2 separate regions of the Homo sapiens genome follow, and region 2 is linked to region 1. Evidence: chromatin loops called from intact Hi-C (ENCODE). Cell type or tissue: heart right ventricle. All regions are shown on one strand. Links, peaks and the distances in the headings refer to the core of each region. The heading gives the core; the rest is flanking DNA.

Region 1 (8,962 bases), core at 236-8,235:
ATACACTTGGGAGGCCGAGTCTGGCAGATCACCTGAGGTCAGGAGTTCAAGACCAGCCTGACCAACATGGCGAAACCCCATCTCTACTAAAAAATACCAAAAAAAAAAAAAAAAATTAGCCGGGCGTGGTGGTGGCACCTGTAGTCCCAGCTACTCAGGAGGCTGAGGCAGAGAATCGCTTGAACCCAGGAGGCGGAGGTTGCAGTGAGCTGAGATTGCGCCATTGCACTCCAGCCTGAGCAACAGAACGAGACTCTGTCTTAAAAAAAAAAAAAAATTAGCCGGCTGTGGTGGTGCACACTTATAATCCCAGCTACTTGGGAGGCTGAGGTGGGAACCCGGGAGGCGGAGGTTGCAGTGAGCCAAGATCACGCCACTGCACTGCAGCCTGTGTGACAGAGCAAGACTCCGTCTCAAAAAAAAAAAAAAAAGAAAAGAAAAGAAAAGAAAAGAAAGAAAAACACTTGGATCCAAGTCTCAGCCTCATCACGAGCTTTAAAACCTTGGCTTAGTCCCCGAACCTTTCTGTACCTGCATTTCCTCCTTGAAGCAATGGGGATATGGCCCCGTCTCACCAAGCTGGTGTGAGGACTGAAGGCACATAGTAGGTCCTCAAGTTTTGGGAGCTCTTTCCTTTCTCCAGCCAGCCCTGGAGAATGGACACAAGGGACCTGGGGCTTCGTTGCTCTTGCTCCGGCTGTGCCTGTGGCTGACCTCCCACTGGTCTAGACTTAGGAGGACACTGGGATCTGAGCAGGCTGAGGCATCTTCCTCCACAGCACTCTAAGCGTCCCTTGGGATTTGATGTTGCTGGGGCTCTGCCTGTAACAGAGGAAGATCAGGCCTCACAGTAGCAGAGGACAGGAAGGCAGGCGCCCAGGGAGCCTGAGCAGTGTGAGAGGCCTGGCCTCCACCTCTCCTGACTCTCCCTGGGGAAGGTGTCTTTGCACCTGGACCTGGCTTCTGCTGCCTGCTCCCCATCCTCCACTCCTTGGGCACTGGGGCCCAGAGAGGAAAGAATCTAGACAGGCAGTCCATTGGTCCCTGAGAAACAAAGACTTTTTACCATAATCTTATAAGGCCTGAGTTTTCCAATCAGGATCTGAACTGAGAGGAGCACTTGAGATGAGAGCTCTGAGGGCTGTGGGGTTGCCTGGGAGTTACCAGGCTCCTGGGACATCAGTGCCCTGTCTGGGCTGTTCCTGTGAGCCTCCCCATGCACTAAAGAGCTGGAGTCGGAGATGGGCTTGCTGCCTCCCTGGGGTGCATTTAGAGACTCCTGGGGAACTCCCTTCAGTTGCTGTCTCCTGTGGGCCAGGGCTGTGAAGGGGAACCTCACCTCAGGGGACGGGTCACTTAGTAGGGCCCTGAAGGATGAATGGGATTTTTCCAGACAGAGACTGGCAGGAGCACTCTCCAGCAGAAGGAATAGCAGGTACAAAACCACGGAGGTGGGGAGACACTCTGTGGTCAGAAATGGCAGAGAGCTGCACATGGCAAGAATGTTGGGTGCATGCAGGGAGAGGACCCTGGGAAATCAAATGAGGCCAGGACGTGGAGAGCCTCGTGTGCCAGGCTGGGGAATTTGGACTTTCTCTGTGGGCTGCATGGGCAGAGCTGGGATTCCAGTTGAAAGCACCCTCTGGTAGCCAAGACTGAAGTCTAAACCTGCTTTGATGGCAGTGACCCTGCCCGGAGAGAGTCCCATATGAACAGGGAGTACAGTGGAGAATGGATGTTGGTGGGGGGGGGGGCGGTTTGGGAATGGGATGTCCTGGCTGATGGGGCAGTGAGGAGGGGAGGTGCCTCCAGCCTTCAGCCAGGATTGAGAGCCAAGTGTGCAGTGGGCCCTGCCTCTTGGCACCGTTCGGTCATCCACAGTGTGCTTGTTCCTCTCGTCCCATACAAAGGCCAGGGCAGGGGGTGCAGCTGGGGGGCCTGCCCTGCCCTTAGGGAGTCTCTGGGCTGTGAACGCCAAGCTCCAGAATGCGGCCTTCTAGGGGGGATCTGAAGCCAGATACCCAGCAGACCAGGATGTGTGTTTTAGCTCCAAGAGCCTTGGCAACTCTGGTGATGGAGAGAGCTCTGGAGCTCATTAAACTTGCAGCCAGCATGGCAGCCTCTTCCCGTTGCTTCTACATTGTTTTCCTGGTCTACCTCTGTTGTGCTCCAGGTCTGGTCTTTCTGGATCTGGGAGCCATGGCTTTGAGCCTCTACCCTGCCTCTCTCAAGTGCGCCCACATTACTCTGACCTTTTTCCAGCCTCTTCTAGTTCATAGGGCTGAGGGTTCAGCTTTTCAGTCCACTGCATTGTACTTGTCTCTGAATGTATCCTTCACCTGAGCTAGGCAGGGAGCTCCCTGAGGCTGGAATGAGGCCTTATTCAACTCTGTGCCAGGCAGAACTTGGTGCCTTGTGAGGAATGGATGGATGGGTGCATGGGTGGTTGGAAGGGAGGGATGGAGGGAGGGACACAGGAAAGAGGGAGGGAGATAAAGAAAAAAGGAGGGAAGGGAAGATGAATGGATGTATGGATGGAAAGAAGGAAGGGAGGGAGAGAGAAAAGAAGGGAGGGAGGATGAGTGGATGGATGGGTGTATGAATGAATTAAAAAGGATGAATGGATGGCAGGGAAGGAGAAAGGAAAGGAGGAAGGGAGGATGATGTGCTGGTGAAAGAAAGGAGGGATAGGCCAGGTGGGGTGGCTTTCGCCTGTAATCCCAGCACTTTGGGAGGTCAAGGCAGGAGGCTTACCTGAGGCCAGGAGTTCAAAACCAGCCTGGACAACATAGAGAGACCCCATCTCTGCAAAATAAAAATAAATAAATAAATTAATTAATTAATAAAAATTTAAAAACAGGAAGGAGGGACAGATGGATGGAAGGAAGGAAGGCTGCATATGGACCACACTTGATAGTGGCTCAGGAGACAGTTTTCTGAAAATCGCACAATGCTCTGGAACCAACAGGACTAGTAGTGTCCCGTTGGCATAGCTTAGGCAGATCTCTTCCCGTTTCTGGGCCTCAGCTCCCCGTTCGTAGCATGTGGTGTCTCAGAACAGATCATATCTACAGGCTACTCTCACTCTGTCATTCTGAGATGCCAACTTTGTCACTTCCCTTTGCTCCCAGCTTCCCTCAACACAGAATGTGGTTTGGAAGGTCCACATAATTCTTGGTTCCCAGATCCCTGCCAGGTTGAGTGTCAGGCCCTGTGACCATGGTTAATCCAAACAAGACTGTTCTGGGACTTCCAGGGCACCCCCTGGGTGGGGGAGGGGCATCACTGCAAACAAGGCGGCCTCTAGGGGCAGCATGGCTGCCTCCTGCTGTTGACACAGGGCGCGACCTTGGCCCTCCTCCAAATGATCTATGAGGGCAGGTCAGAGAACAAAGGTGTCACGCCTTGCAGACTGTAGCCCGGAGCTGCCTTGTGGAGAAGGCACTGCTTTGGCCATGGCTAGGCAGGGAGAAGGGGGACCCAAAAGGGTGGGGTGCAGTGAGGACATGCAGGCGGGAGTGACTATCTGGGCCCCTGAGAGAGGGCTGACTGGCAGGGGCCCATCCACCCAGGGCAGGGCCAAGGGAGGCCACAGTGTGTTAGAGTCCCGGCGGGGCTGGCAGGAGACTGTGAGAAGAGACCTTGCCCCAGAATCCAGTCTGAGCAGGAGGGTTTGAAACTCAGAAAGCTGCTTGATTCTGTCTCCTCGGTACCCATGCCTGCTGCAGGCTAGAGAAGCCTAGGGGGTCATTAGATGAGGCCTCCAAACCAAACCAAAGGGTCTCCCAAACCTTTTTGCTGGGGGCTCAGGGCCAGAGCAGGTGGTTCTGGACAGGCAGGGTGATCCTGGCCATTTCCTTCTCATTGGTGCTGTCTGAGAGAGTAGGTGCCCACACATGTTTGGGAAGCCCCAGGCCTCCAGCAGCTTCTTCCTCCCTCCCACTCACACCCCTACCCTAGGGCTGGAAAGGAGTCAAGCAGAGCCTATGGATTATGGTGCCTTTGGGGATCCCTGGTGCAATTCTCCTCCTGATGCCTGAATCCTCAAACAGTCTCTCTCACAAAAGATCATTCAGCCTCTATTTGAGTACCTCCAAGGACAGGGAACTCATTACCATGTTGTGGTGCAAGTTCCTAGGAAGACAGAGAGAGGGGGTACATTTTAAAAAGCTGTCTATGACCATGGGGAAGACATACATTTTTTTCAGCTCTAGGCAGGATAGAACCTGAAAGAGACCACATGAGGGAGGTACAGACCCATGGAAAAGAGCAAAGAGCCTGGAGTTGGGAGAACAAATGGAGATCTGGCCTCTGAGGGGCTTCATTCCACTCTAGCTGCCCCCTCTTATTTCTTTGCAAACTTCAGCCCCAGCAGGCTAGCTAAATGGGCAGGGTAGCTAAATGCCTTAACAAATCAGCTCCAAATCACAGTGACTGAACACAATGGAAATTTATTTCCCACTCAGGTAACAGTTCAATGTGGGTATGTGGCTGATGTCTTTCTTTTCAGGGACCCAGGCTCCTTCCCTCTGTAGTTATACTAGTTATTGGGGCTTCCACATCTAGCTGGCAATAGGGGGAAGAAGACAGCATGGAAGGCGGAGTAGGAGGGTTTTAGAGCCTGCCCTGACGGTCGTGCAGGCCCCCTGTGCCCTGAGGAGGGAAATGTAGCACGTGCTGCAGGGGGCCTGGTGCTGGCATCTCCCCCCGCCTGGCCCTGGGACTGGACAGAGGCAACCCAGGCTTCTCCACTCTGGGTGGGCCTCCCTCTGACACTGTGTCTTTATCCCCACAGTATGTGGCCTTCGCTTCCCTCTTCTTCATCCTGGTCTCCATCACCACCTTCTGCCTGGAGACCCACGAGCGCTTCAACCCCATCGTGAACAAGACGGAGATCGAGAACGTTCGCAATGGCACGCAAGTGCGCTACTACCGGGAGGCCGAGACGGAGGCCTTCCTTACCTACATCGAGGGCGTCTGTGTGGTCTGGTTCACCTTCGAGTTCCTCATGCGTGTCATCTTCTGCCCCAACAAGGTAGAGTTCATCAAGAACTCGCTCAACATCATTGACTTTGTGGCCATCCTGCCCTTCTACCTGGAGGTGGGGCTGAGCGGCCTGTCCTCCAAGGCAGCCAAGGACGTGCTGGGCTTCCTGCGCGTCGTCCGCTTCGTGCGCATCTTGCGCATCTTTAAGCTGACCCGCCACTTTGTGGGCCTGCGGGTCCTGGGCCACACGCTCCGAGCCAGCACCAACGAGTTCCTGCTGCTCATCATCTTCCTGGCCTTGGGCGTGCTGATCTTCGCCACCATGATCTACTACGCCGAGAGGATAGGGGCACAGCCCAATGACCCCAGCGCCAGTGAGCACACGCACTTTAAGAACATCCCCATCGGCTTCTGGTGGGCCGTGGTCACCATGACGACCCTGGGCTATGGAGACATGTACCCGCAGACGTGGTCCGGCATGCTGGTGGGGGCTCTGTGTGCGCTGGCGGGCGTGCTCACCATCGCCATGCCCGTGCCCGTCATCGTGAACAATTTCGGGATGTATTACTCCTTAGCCATGGCTAAGCAGAAACTACCAAAGAAAAAAAAGAAGCATATTCCGCGGCCACCGCAGCTGGGATCTCCCAATTATTGTAAATCTGTCGTAAACTCTCCACACCACAGTACTCAGAGTGACACATGTCCGCTGGCCCAGGAAGAAATTTTAGAAATTAACAGAGCAGGTAGGAAACCTCTTAGAGGCATGTCGATCTGACCTTTCACCTCTGCCCCCTGTAGCGATGATTCCAGATCCAGTCAGACTGCTTCCTTAGTTCCGTGGGTGACCCCGGACCCCGCACTCAGTCTGGAGGTGTGGAGCCTGGGGGCCCAGGGAGATGCTGGGCGGCCAAATTCAGCAGGCAAGAGCCTGCTAGAGGAACCTCACTGGTGCCCCTGGGTAAGGAGGTTGACGCGGTTGGTCTCGTGATGTTCTGAAGAGACAACGCGGCCCGCCAGGTTGCTGAGGACTAACTTAGCAGGAGCCAGGGGGGCTCTGCTTGGTGGGGCAGGAGTCCGGTGTGAGTCTCTGACTCAGGCTACTGACCCGGTGTTGGGACAGAGTGGGGGCGGGTGTGATTTGGAAACGCTAGACAGCCTTTGATCTGGTCCTTACCATGGCTCCCTTCAGGCTGTGTAGATGGCAGAGATGGTGCATGGGATCTGGGCAGGAGGGTCCCTTGCAAAGGCAGGTGCAAGGGTTCTCACCCCCGGCAGAGCCTGTCTCCATAGCTGAGTAGAATTCCTGCCCTGATTTCGGGCTGCCCAGCTCGAGGTCCTTCCCAGGAGACGCCTGTAGCCCTCCGTGACAAGCTTACTTACCCCATAGCATGCTGAACCAACTCATCTTCTACCACCACTCTAGAGTTTAGCCTTTATCTTTAGGAACCTGTTGAAGTGACTCTAGCTTTCACGTTGTCTGTTTGGGTTGATGGTCGAGTGGGAGTTTCCGGTGACCCGATGGAAGCGGCTGCCGAGCAAAAGACTAGAGGGGGCCACCACCCTGGGCAGCTTAGATGAAAGCGCTACAGACCAGCAACAGCCTCCCACCGAGGGTTCTCCCCGTTTCCAGCGGTAGGGACTGCAGCAGCAATATAGACATCCCAACCAGTGTACAACCACTTTCCCGTGAATTCACTGGGGGCCGGGAGGGGGGAGGGGGGCATGAAACAATACTAGTCACCGTGGGATATATTCTAATATTCCATGGCTAGTGGTTTGTTATGGGACTATCTCAGTTTTATGAGAACCTGCACATAGCACATAAAGTTGATCATGGGGCTCTGGTCCGAAGATATAAAGCCCATAGTCTACCTCTACCCATGGAATACCATCGACTTATTCTGTGGACACAGGGATTTCAAAGGAACAGATGACCCAGAGAAGAATGACAGCACTGAGTAAGAAGGAGTGCCAGGTGAGCAGGAGGTTGACGTGACAGGTGGCATTTAGTCTATGAAGGACCTCCCCATGCCCAGGTCTGGCAGGAGGCTGCTGGCTAGCTCAGCCCCAGGTGGGGAAGTTTCCCCCTGGTTTGGGTGGCCTCCCCCAGTGGATGATTGATTTTCTTCCCTGCTATCGCGCTCTCTGACCCACCACCCCATCCCAATCCTCTTCTGGCTTTACCCCACAGCTATGCTGGCCCGAGCACTACCCTCAAGGCCCATTTCTTTGCCCATGGGGGTTTCCCGGTCCTTTCACCCTGCCGCATACCCTTCCCTTCCTGGGATTTCTGTAGGTGCCTGAGAGGAACATGGCCAGGGGTCTCCGAGGCTGAAACAGCTCCGAGCTCTCTGCTTTGGATTAGCTAGTTACTTGATTTCAGGAGCTACCAACAGGGCTCTGGGCCTCTAGGAGGAACGCGTGGGCTGGCCCAGGCCCCAGCTTCCATGTGGGCCTGGCAAGAAGAGCTCAGCCTGAGTGGCATCACTGTGGCACTACCTGGCCCTTCCCCTGCATCCTCCCCGACACTGGATCTTTCAGGAGTGTTGCCCCAAGCACAGGTGCCCTGGGCCAGCCAGTCAAGAATCCCCAGTGCTCTCCAGGCAGGCCCAGATTCCTCTGTACTCTTGGACAATGACAGTATTATCCTGTGCGGAGTCCCCCTGCCCCCCAGGGAGTGCAGATGTGTTTGTTCAGACATGCACACCAGCTAATCCCAGGACACAAAACCTGTAAAACCCATGCACTCCTGTGGGATTGCCCCTGAGCTCCACAGTCTCTCCCCAGCCCTGCTTTTGAGAGCCACTTTGCCCTGGTCCCAGGTTTCAGGGGCCCAGACAGTTCTGGCTTGGACAGTCTCTGTGGCTGAGGAAGTATTTGGGGCCCTCACAAGCTTGCCCTCTGGAGCTTGGATGCCTGGATCCCTCCTGCCTCCCCCGTCACCAACTGTGCTCCCAAGCCCTTCCCAAGCACTCACTTCCCGGTGGTGTTGGTGCTGTCCTGATATCCTGACCCCCGAGGCTCCAGCCTCATCCCTCACCAGAACACTTCTCCCTCCAAAAGCTGGCGTGTGAGACCCCGGCTATCCGCCACCAAGAGGAGTTGCGGTCTTTAGGGGCGTTGTCCCCACCTCTGCACCCCAGAGTTCTTCCCATTCACCTTTTTTCCTGCTTGCAGCCATGCACCTAGATGGGCATAGGGTTGGGGTGAGTTTGTGGGAGAGTGAGGGGGAGGCCAGGGGCAAGGAAGGTAAATGTGGTGGCCCCACAGGAATTGTGAGAGATGAGATGCAGCCCCCCAAGGCCTTTCCAGTCTCACTGTACCCCCAAGGCAGTCTAGTGGCCTCGCCAAAACCTGAGCTTCTCCAATTCCACTTTTAAAACCAGAGTTAGGGGCTGTGTGTGGCACGCTGGGTTCTGAGGGCATCCCTCCCGCCCCCCCAGGCCAGCCCCCAGTGGTGCCAGCAGCACCTGCCCCTCACCTCCACCTCTTGGTCTCGTCTGAAGCCTCAGTCTGTGTGTCTGTCCCAGGGACAATCTGGTCTCCTCCTGTGTGCTGTGGCTGGCATGGCCTCAGTGTCTGAGGGCTTGTCCTGGGAGGGGTATCAAGAATCCAATTCTCACCTGGTTGTAGGACCTCTTGGGGGATGCTAGGAGGGCGCCCTGGCACAGCCAGGGATTGCCTAGGGCTGAGGGGCCCAGGAGAAGCTACTTCTCTCCCAGAAAGGGGCTCCCTCCTGCATCTGCAGTCGGATGCCCAGACCGCCCACTCTGGACAGCCCACAATGCCTCCTCCGTCCTGCCATGCCCATTCGCATGTGTCTTGTCCATCTCCGCTCCTGTGATGTGGGTCAGTCCTTTGTGGTGCCGCGTCCAGGGCTGCAGGGTCCCACGTCAGTGAGCAGTGGGTGGCCGGTGGAGGGGGTGGTGGTGGCCGGGCTCCCTTCCTGCCCATGGCACCTAGAACAGCAGTGAGG
Region 2 (8,962 bases), core at 676-8,675, 56 kb after region 1:
AAGTTTTAAAGATAGTACTAAGTTCCCAAATATCCCTCCCCCAGTTTCCCCCATTGTCAACATCTTATATTACTGTGGTACATCTGTTACAACTAAGGGACCAGCACTGGTACATTACTATTAGCCAAACGTCATATTGTATTTAGATTTTGCTAGTTTCTCCCTAATGTCCTTTCTCTGCTCCAGGATACCGTATTACATTTAGCCATCATGTCTCCTTAGTCTCCTCTGGTCTGCTACGGTTTCTCCAACTTTGTTTTTGATGATCTTGACAGTTTTGAGTACTAGCAGGTATTTTGTAGGATGTCCCTCAATTGAGTTTTTCTGATGTTTTACTCATAGTTAGACTGGGATTATGGGCTTGGAGGAGGAAGACCACAGAGGTGAAGTGTCCTTATCATCACACTATATAAAAGTTATATACTATCAACATGATTTATCACTGATGATGTTAACCTTGGTCACCTGGGCAAGGTAGTGTTTGCCAGGTTTCTCCACTGTAAGGCTATTCCTCACTCATCCCCCTCCCCCAACCCCTTTCCATGCTCTACTCTTTGAAAGCAAGTTAGGTGCTCCCAGGAGGAACAGTTTGGATGGAGCCTGAAAGAATAATAAGATATTAAAGTGTCAAAGGACATCCCAAGTAGAGGGAACTGCAATGTAGGTAAGTGCAGGCATATCTGGGGAACAGGGCTGGGGGCAAGGTATTGGCAAACGGGGGAAGAGAAGGCGGGGAGGGTGGCTAGGCCCAAACTGAGTAGTGCCCTACAGTCAAGCACGGGGCTTGGACTAATCTGTAGGTGAGAGCCATCTCCTCTCATCACCTTGCTTAGGGCACTCAGGGTACTGCTCAGGTGCTGAGAAGTGGGACTGTTTTATGAGTGAGATGCTGACTTCCAGCTTCCTTTATTCCCCACAATTCTCCTGCTCTTTGAGGCATAGATTGCTGGTTACCTACTTATTATCCATTCTCCTCTTCTTTCCTGGTAACAGACTTCAAATTTTATTCAGGATAAACATATGCCCAGCTAAAAGTCTCACTTCCCAGCCCTCATGACAGGTTTGGCTATGTAACTAGGCTCTGGCCAGTTTTTAGTTGACATTGCTTGGTACCACTTCAGGGAAAGTGCCTTAAAAGGGCCTCTTTTTGGCCGGGCGCGGTGGCTCATGCCTGTAATCCCAGCACTTTGGGAGGCCGAGGCGGGCGGATCACGACATCAGGAGATTGAGACCATCCTGGCTAACACGGTGAAACCCCGTCTCTACTAAAAATACAAAAAATTAGCCGGGCGTGGTGGCGGGCGCCTGTAGTCCTAGCTACTCAGGAGGCTGAGGCAGGAGAATGGCGTGAACCCAGGAGGCGGAGCTTGCAGTGAGCCAAGATCGCACCACTGCACTCCAGCCTGGGTGACAGAGCGAGACACCGTCTCAAAAAAAAAAAAAAGGCCTCTCTTTGTCCTTTCTCCCTTCTATCTGGCTGAATATTGCTAGCAGCCATCTTGGACCTTGAGAAAATCTTGAAGACAAAGGCCTATGTTAAGGATAGTGAAACAGAGAGATAGAAATAATTAGGGCCCTTGATATCTGTAGAACTATTATAGCAATCTTGTGGGGGGATATCATCAGACCTGTCATGCGTGAATGTATTAGTCTGCTTGGGCTGCCATAACAAAAAATACCACAGACTGGGTAGCTGAAACAACAGAAATTAATTTTCTCACAGTTCTAGAAGCTAGACGTCTACAATCAAGGTGCCATCAGAGTTGGTTTCTAGCAAGTCTCTCCCTGGCCTGCAGATGGCTGCCTTCTTGCTGTGTCCTCACATGGCCTTTCCTCTGCATGTAAAGGGAGAGCAATTCCTAGTGTCTCTTCTGCATCTCATAATGATATGTCATATTAGATTAGGGCTCCATCCTTAAGACCTCACTTAACCTTCATTACCTCCTTAAATACCTTATCTCCAAATACAGTCACATTGGGGGTTAGGGATTTAATCTACGAATTTTGGGGAGAAACAATTCAGTCCATAACAGTGAGAGAAAATGCTTCTGTCTTGTCTAAGCCAATATTATTTCCGATGTCTAGCAATGTGCACACACTTTCTTAATGATAGACCTCCAAAATCCAAGGAACACCTTCTAAAGCTTCCACCTTGATGGCCTTGTTATCTGAAAGTCCAAAGGAAGGTACCAGAGATGGCATTCTTAAGTCATTTTGAATGCTGATTCATTAATCACTTTCATCCATTCAACTGACAAACATTTACTGAGCATCTACTATACGCCAGATACTGAGTTATGTGCTGGGGACACTAAAGTAAATGAAAATGGTCCTTGACCTCTAGGGGCTTATAGTTTTTATTGATTTACTTACTCTAAGCTCATCTCCTTTGAAAGGGTATTCCTATAATACAGTAAATAAAATACAAGCGGAAATTCAAAACCATGGAAAGGAGGCGTATCCAAATGCCAGCCCTAGGAGCTTATATACATGCCGAAATTGAGCATCCAGGTTGGCTTTAGCTTCCTAGCAACCATGAAAGAGCAAGAGAGCGTGACTTGGTTCTTGTTTTCTGAAAGGAAAATGAATCCCAATCACTCACAGAAGTCAAATGTAAGCATTTTCTTTTCTGAACAAACTCTACCTAGTGTTTGTGGGTGCCCTGAATGTCCTGGAAAGTACCATTTTCTGATCAAATCCTAGTCAACGTTCCTCTAAATTCTATGTGCAGTTCATTAGCTCTTAGATACTCATTGAATAAAGCCAGAGAGTTCCATGGTTTGCACACATGCTTTTGGTTTCCTACTTTAGAGCTTATGGAAGACTGTGAGAGATCACTTCACTCACAGAGAGAATGGGGACTGGTAAATACAGAAAGCTCTGAAGCTTGGACATTAGGTGTATGATTTTAAGAATAAGAAACAGCAAGATGGTATGACCCTAGAAAAGGGCCAGGGTATACAGAAAGATGAAACATCAAGATGAAGTCAGTACACCTCACTCACAGGGTTCCTTTCTTGGTGTATCACAACAGGCAGCATCTTATAAGAGAAAGAGTATGGGTTTGAATCCCAGCTCTGCTACTCTATAACTTACTAGCTCTGTAATTTTGGGGGCTTTAGCAGCCCAGAGACTCAGTTTCCTCAGATAAGATGAAAATGGTGTCTACCTATCATGGGAATTAACTACCAAAACATATATGTAATCTCTGCCATAGTGCAATTATGGTAACAAAAGCCTACATATAAGGGCCTGATCTGTGCCAAGCACTGTATTATACACTTGACATGAATTATATCATTTAATCTTCACCATAAGGTAGATGCTATTCAAGAATTCGAAAACTGTTGGTTTCTCCCCAAAGCTATGCCAAGCCATATCCTTTGATATTTCTGAAAGGAATGTATCAGTGCTTAGAAGCCTCTTTGCCAGATCCACTCCATGCAAAGCAGCTATATTGACACTAATTTTGTAACCATCTGCAATCCCAAAAGTTTGCCGCAACTGGTATAGACTTTTAATTCTCGGGCTCCCCAGTGGGAGTTTGAAGAACTCAAACCCTTCCAAGAGGCTCTTTTTAACCTCCATTTGCAATGGGAAGAAAGACACTGAGGAATTTGGAGCATGCTATTCAAAATAGAGTGCCCAGGCTGCACGGATGGGGAGTGGGAGTTACTGTTTAATAGGTACAACATTTCAGTATGGGAGAATAAAAATGTTCTGGAGATGGATGGTAATAATGGTTTCACAACAATGTGAATGTATTTAATGCCACTAGACTGCATGCTTAAAATGGTTAAAATAATAAATTTATGTCATATATATTTTACAATAAAAGTAACAATAGTAATAATAATAACAAATAAAGTAACCAGGGCTGTGAGGAATCTAAACATCATATATGATAGAGAATATGTGAAAGAATTTAAGTGTTCTGAAGGAAAAAGTTTGAAAGCTCTGGTTTACAGGACAATGGTACTTACTACTTATGAAGCATATCATATATGTCAGGACTTTACCTAGATTATCTTTATTCTCCAGCAGGGCCCTGCAAGGCATTCCTTGCTTATAAGGATCACACAGCTAGAAAGTGGTGAAGATGGGATTTGAATTCAGCCAGTGTTCTTTCTTCTATACCACGCCGCCTCTCGTTCAAATATTAAATAGATGCCTGGATTTTAAAATGCCGAAAATTTATCTCAAGCCTGAGATTTTATTATTCTGAATTGGGATGTAGGGGGTAGAAAGGTCAGATATCCATCTTCTTGAAGGCTCCCTGTACTGCCAGGGCATGTAGGTAAACCTCTCAGCCTATTGAATCCTGCCCTCTAGGGGCAACCATTATGATAAGAGGAAACTGGAGGGTCCTTGAGATCAGAACCAGAGGCAAAACCAGGTTGATGCTGCCAGGGGACTGCATCAGGGCCGCTGGATCATAATCAGCTCCTATGGCTGGGGAGGGAGCCATCAGCCAACAGAGAACACAAAGTAAGCTCCAAATACAGAAAGAGCTACTAAAAGCATTTCTCCCCACAGTGTAGTCACCATATCCCAGAAGAGAAATTTTGAAGAGGAAGAGAAAGACAATGACACAGGAATAATTAGAGTTCGGTGAGAAGGCTCTGAAATCTGCAGTGTATGTTCAAATCCTAGCCTATTGTTCTGTTGGTAAGACTTGTAACAGTTCTGGAGCTGCAGCACAATCTCCTACTTGCCTTGGGTGCCCTCAGAAATCCCTCGGCATCACCTCCTACTCTTCAGTTACCTCTCGCCGCATCACTGAATCTTGCCCTCCAGAAAAACAGATTTGGGAAATGATCCTCAGGTCTAACTCAGTATCACGAACTTCCAGATAACAAAGGTATTAGGCCAGAGTGAAAGGATGAGTGGCAAGGAAATGGGTTTTCTGCAATGCTGGCTATTGATCAGAGACTCCTAGACACTGAATCTGTATTTTTCCCCACTGGATAAAGATGTAGACTTGCTGACCATTAGTTTGCTTCAAAAAGTGGAAGAGCTTTTTGTATAAGAAATGTTTGTGAACATTCTCTTAAAGGAAAACATAGCAGCACTAAGTTCTTCAAGAATGATGAGACAAGCCTTGAGTGAAAAAGGCCTGTGATGCAGCAAGAAGGGGCTGATTCCTGGATGCAACAGAACTCTATTCTGCATGGATGGTGTTACCTGCAGCTGCAAGTTCCACTAGGGAGCTAGGGGCTAGTGAAGGCGGAGTTGAGATACCCCGTATCTACTGTGTGCTGCCTGGACTCCTCACTCTCAAAACGTGTCTGTATCCTTGAGTGAGTAAGTCGGGAAGTTGATGTAATCTTACATGCGTGTGTGTTACAGGTATGAGTGTGTGTTTGTGGCCTCTTTCTACCAATCCACAGATTCTCACTGCATTTCCTCCAGCTTCCTTCAAGAATTTTCTCTTTAAGCTTGTAAGCCGGTACGCATTCATGTGAGCTCCACAGATGGCCTGCACCGGCAGCAGGAGTCTTTCCGAGAAGAGCCTTGGAATAGTGAGCAGAGCTGTGGCTGACCAGCCCTGCCGTGTGGATCCAGCTGGAGTCAGCTGGGCTCTACTCCACACAGCGCACGGCTGTCGCCTGCTCACTTCAAGTGGAGGATCTGGCACTTATTTTAGGTCCTTATAAATAATACATTTTGTCATCTTGATTCTTCAAGGCCTTCTTTTAAGCTATTTTTTCCTCTTTGGGAAAACCGCTTTTACTCTACAAGACAGAGTTGTTCATAAATCAAGAGGAGTTCCTGGTGGCCAAAGCCTAAGTTCCTGACTCCAGAAGAAGTGGGCAGCCACCCAACCTGATTAGTCAAAGCCTCATACCAGAAGAGAATCTTATTTTAAGGATGAAAAGAAATGTCCAACATCTGATTCCTTCACCTCCAACCCAGAAAGTCCTAGTGCCTGAGCTTTAAATACGACATTCAACCCCTGCTTCCCCGAGAGTCCCTACAGGCTCATCAAGGTCAGGAAAATACTGAGGGTTCTTACCATCCGTAAAATGGGAACAAGGCTTCCTGTGTATAATTGTCCAAGTGTCTGGCATAAAGTCAGGGTTCAGCCTGTGAGCTCCCCGTTAACTCTTCTAGTCCCTTGCAACTCCCAAGAAGATACATTTATACTTTGAAAAATTGTTACTTTCTTCCTTCTTCACAACCATGAATCAATCACAGAGGAAGTGTTTTCCAGTTAATATGGCACAAAGAAACCTAGTAGGACAGTGACAAAGTGCTGAACTGGAATCAGATAGACCAGGGCTTGAGGCCTGGCTCTGCTACTTGTTACGTGACCTTGGGTAAGTTCCCTAATCTCTCCAGACTTCAATGTCCTAATCAATAAATCGGACAAACCACTAACTTTATAGTCTCTTGCAAACTTTATTGTGCATAAAAATTACCAGGGAATACTGCTAAAGTGCAGATTCCGATTCAGCAGGTCTTAGGTAGTACCTGAGGTTCTCCATTTCTAATTAGCGTCTCCCTCCCTGCCTCTGGTTTGTGGACCACCTTTTGACCAGAAAAGAAGAACATGAACAGTCAAGACATGTTGTAAGTTGTAAAGGGCTATGCCACTTTAAAGTCTGATTCATTAACCATTATCGTTTTACCTTAAAACACAAAGAAGACCATGAATTAACCCTTGATTCTTTATGGGTAAGCAAAATAGTGATTATTTATCTAGTAAAATAACAGGAGCTGGGGTAAACCAGTTGTCACCAATCCTCTCCCCACACCACCCAAAAAAAAATCCAACAACTACTAACCAACAAACTGCAACACTCCTCCTATCAGCTGTGAAAAAGTAAACCTACAAACAAAATCCCTAATAGAGCTTAAAACTATTTCAGATGAAAACTTTTAGGGGTGACAATGTAAACTACCCTGATCCTCAAAAAAGCATTGTTTTAAGACCAAGTGTTTATGACTAAACCTAAGTGTTGGTTTTGAGTATAAAAGCAGATTTGGGTAGGTTGAAAAAGAAAACAAAAAACACATAAACATTGAGTTCCTGAGATTAGTTTGATGGAGGAGGAGAGGAAATTGATGACAGAATTTAATGGAATGGAAGAAGGAAGCCAGTGACAAGGACTGTAAAAAGGGCTTTCCTCCTTCTTGGAACAATCCTATACTCCAAGGCCAACTCCTTGGTGACACCTTTCCTGACAGGCTCAGATAGAGGTGATTTCTGCTCTGGTTGCCAAAGCACTAATACCCACCTCTCTACCCATCCTGGGGCCAGTGCTTATCACACTGTATTGAACACTCACATTGATCTCCAATCCCTTAAGGTCAAGGACCACATCCTATTTATATTCTCAGCCTGGCATAGTGCCCTGGCACATATTAGGCACTCAGTGAATAATGCTGATTGAATGCATGAAGTAGGGGATGTTGAAGAAAAAGTTAATGACCTTTCTTCAGGGTTTGCCTTTCCTGGAGCTATTCATTCATATATTCACTCACTTGGTGTCTTAGTACATTTTGTGCTGCTATAACAGAATAGCACAGACTGGATAATTTATAAATAATAGACGTTTATTGGTTTATAGTTCTGGAGGCTGAGATGTCTAATATCAAAGTGCCAGCATCTGGTGAGGGCCTTCCTGATGCATCGTAACATGGTAGATGGCAAGAGAGTGAGAGAGAGGAAGAGAGAGGGAGAGAGAGAGGAAGAGAGGGAGAGAGATGGGGAGAGGGAGAGAGGTGGAGAGAGAGAGAGAGAGAGAGAGAGGGAAAGGGGGAGGGAGAGGGAGGGAGAGAGAGAGAGAGAGAGAGAGAGAGAGAGAGAGAGAGCACATGTACATGCAAGAGTAAGTCAGGATGAACCGACTCCCTCCATAACAGCATTAGTCCATTCATAAGGGCAGACCTAAACACCTCTTACACGTCCCACCTCTTAATGCTGTTATAATGACCAAGTTTTAACATGAATTTTGGAGGGGACAAACATTCAAACCGTATCACTTAGTAAGCATACATTTTCTAAGTGTGAGTACTCAGACCATTTACTGGTTTTCAGTGTATTTCAGTCTAAGAAATATTTCAAATTTTCTTTATCTCAAGACTGTAAACTTAATAATATGTGATAAGTAAATATGTATAAACTTTTAGCATCTTCCCAAAGTACTTTTCTATTTTCACGGTAAACTGAATATATAATTTTCCTATTTTAAAACAAGGAAACTGAGGTCCAGGAAAAAAAACTATCTAAGGCAGAATCAAACTTTAGGTAAATAAAAATCACTTGGTGCACTTGTCAAAACTACAAGTTCCTGTCACCTACCTCCAGAGATTCTGATTCAGCAGGATGAGATAGAGCCCAGAAACCCACATTTTAATATTCCCCAGGTGATTCTGATGCAAGTGGTCTACAGACCTGGGGCAAGACCCCTACACAATTAAAGTCCAGTCCAGCACTCTCCTTCAGGCTGGGTGCCTGGCCTATTCTGGAGGTCAGCACGGGTTGCAGGTTGTCTCAGGGCTTTGGTTTCAAACCTAGAGTCACAGGATGGGAGGCAAGTCACATGTATGGCACTTTCATGGGGCCTGGTGGCAAAGCCAAAACCAGGGACACACTCAGACAATGAGGGCAGTTCCAAGAGCCCATGAGTAAAATCATGAAGCCAGAATAGTAGCTGGCAAATGGATCCCATTTCTGAGGACTTAAGAGCTGGAAGGCCAGGTTCTGGAAAAGAATTAGGCCTTCTAGGGAAGAGGAACAACAACAACAATTGCAAAGAGGCTCATTTGGGGAAATACTGGAAGTGTTTGATGTATTTATCTTGGCTCTATACCCTTTCTTTTCCACTTTGAGATAGCCTACCAAATGGACAATTCAGTAAAGAACAATAACTGAAGACAGGGTAAGTTTCCCTCTTGTCTGTCTTCCACATCCAAGTCCTGCTGACTGGACCTCTATGTTCTCTCCCATCAGCCC

What was found. Hi-C counts contacts between places; a loop is a spot of excess contacts. Peaks named below come from ENCODE experiments on the same cell type or tissue, not always from the same donor. Only the 100,000 strongest peaks of a DNase experiment are listed, where the experiment ranks them.
Region 2: it touches region 1 in a loop (3.0-fold over the local background); 13 of 110 quality-filtered maps call a loop at or near these places.

Annotation. Positions count from the first base shown.
Region 1 is chr11:17,766,870-17,775,831 of GRCh38, forward strand. It overlaps KCNC1 (potassium voltage-gated channel subfamily C member 1), which reads left to right. Exons shown (of 4, transcript NM_001112741.2): 2 at 4,796-5,729. Among named protein-coding and RNA genes, the nearest start is that of KCNC1, 37 kb to the left of the region's middle. RefSeq lists enhancers at 4,378-4,878, 4,879-5,379. In heart right ventricle, for the core only: a CTCF peak has its summit at 4,233 (motif pointing right); no DNase peak of the experiment used is centred there.
Region 2 is chr11:17,822,871-17,831,832 of GRCh38, forward strand. The region is part of intron 10 of SERGEF (secretion regulating guanine nucleotide exchange factor); the gene reads right to left. Among named protein-coding and RNA genes, the nearest start is that of KCNC1, 93 kb to the left of the region's middle. In heart right ventricle, for the core only: no CTCF peak of the experiment used is centred there; DNase peaks (open chromatin) are centred at 5,551 and 5,791; H3K27ac peaks cover 1,375 bases.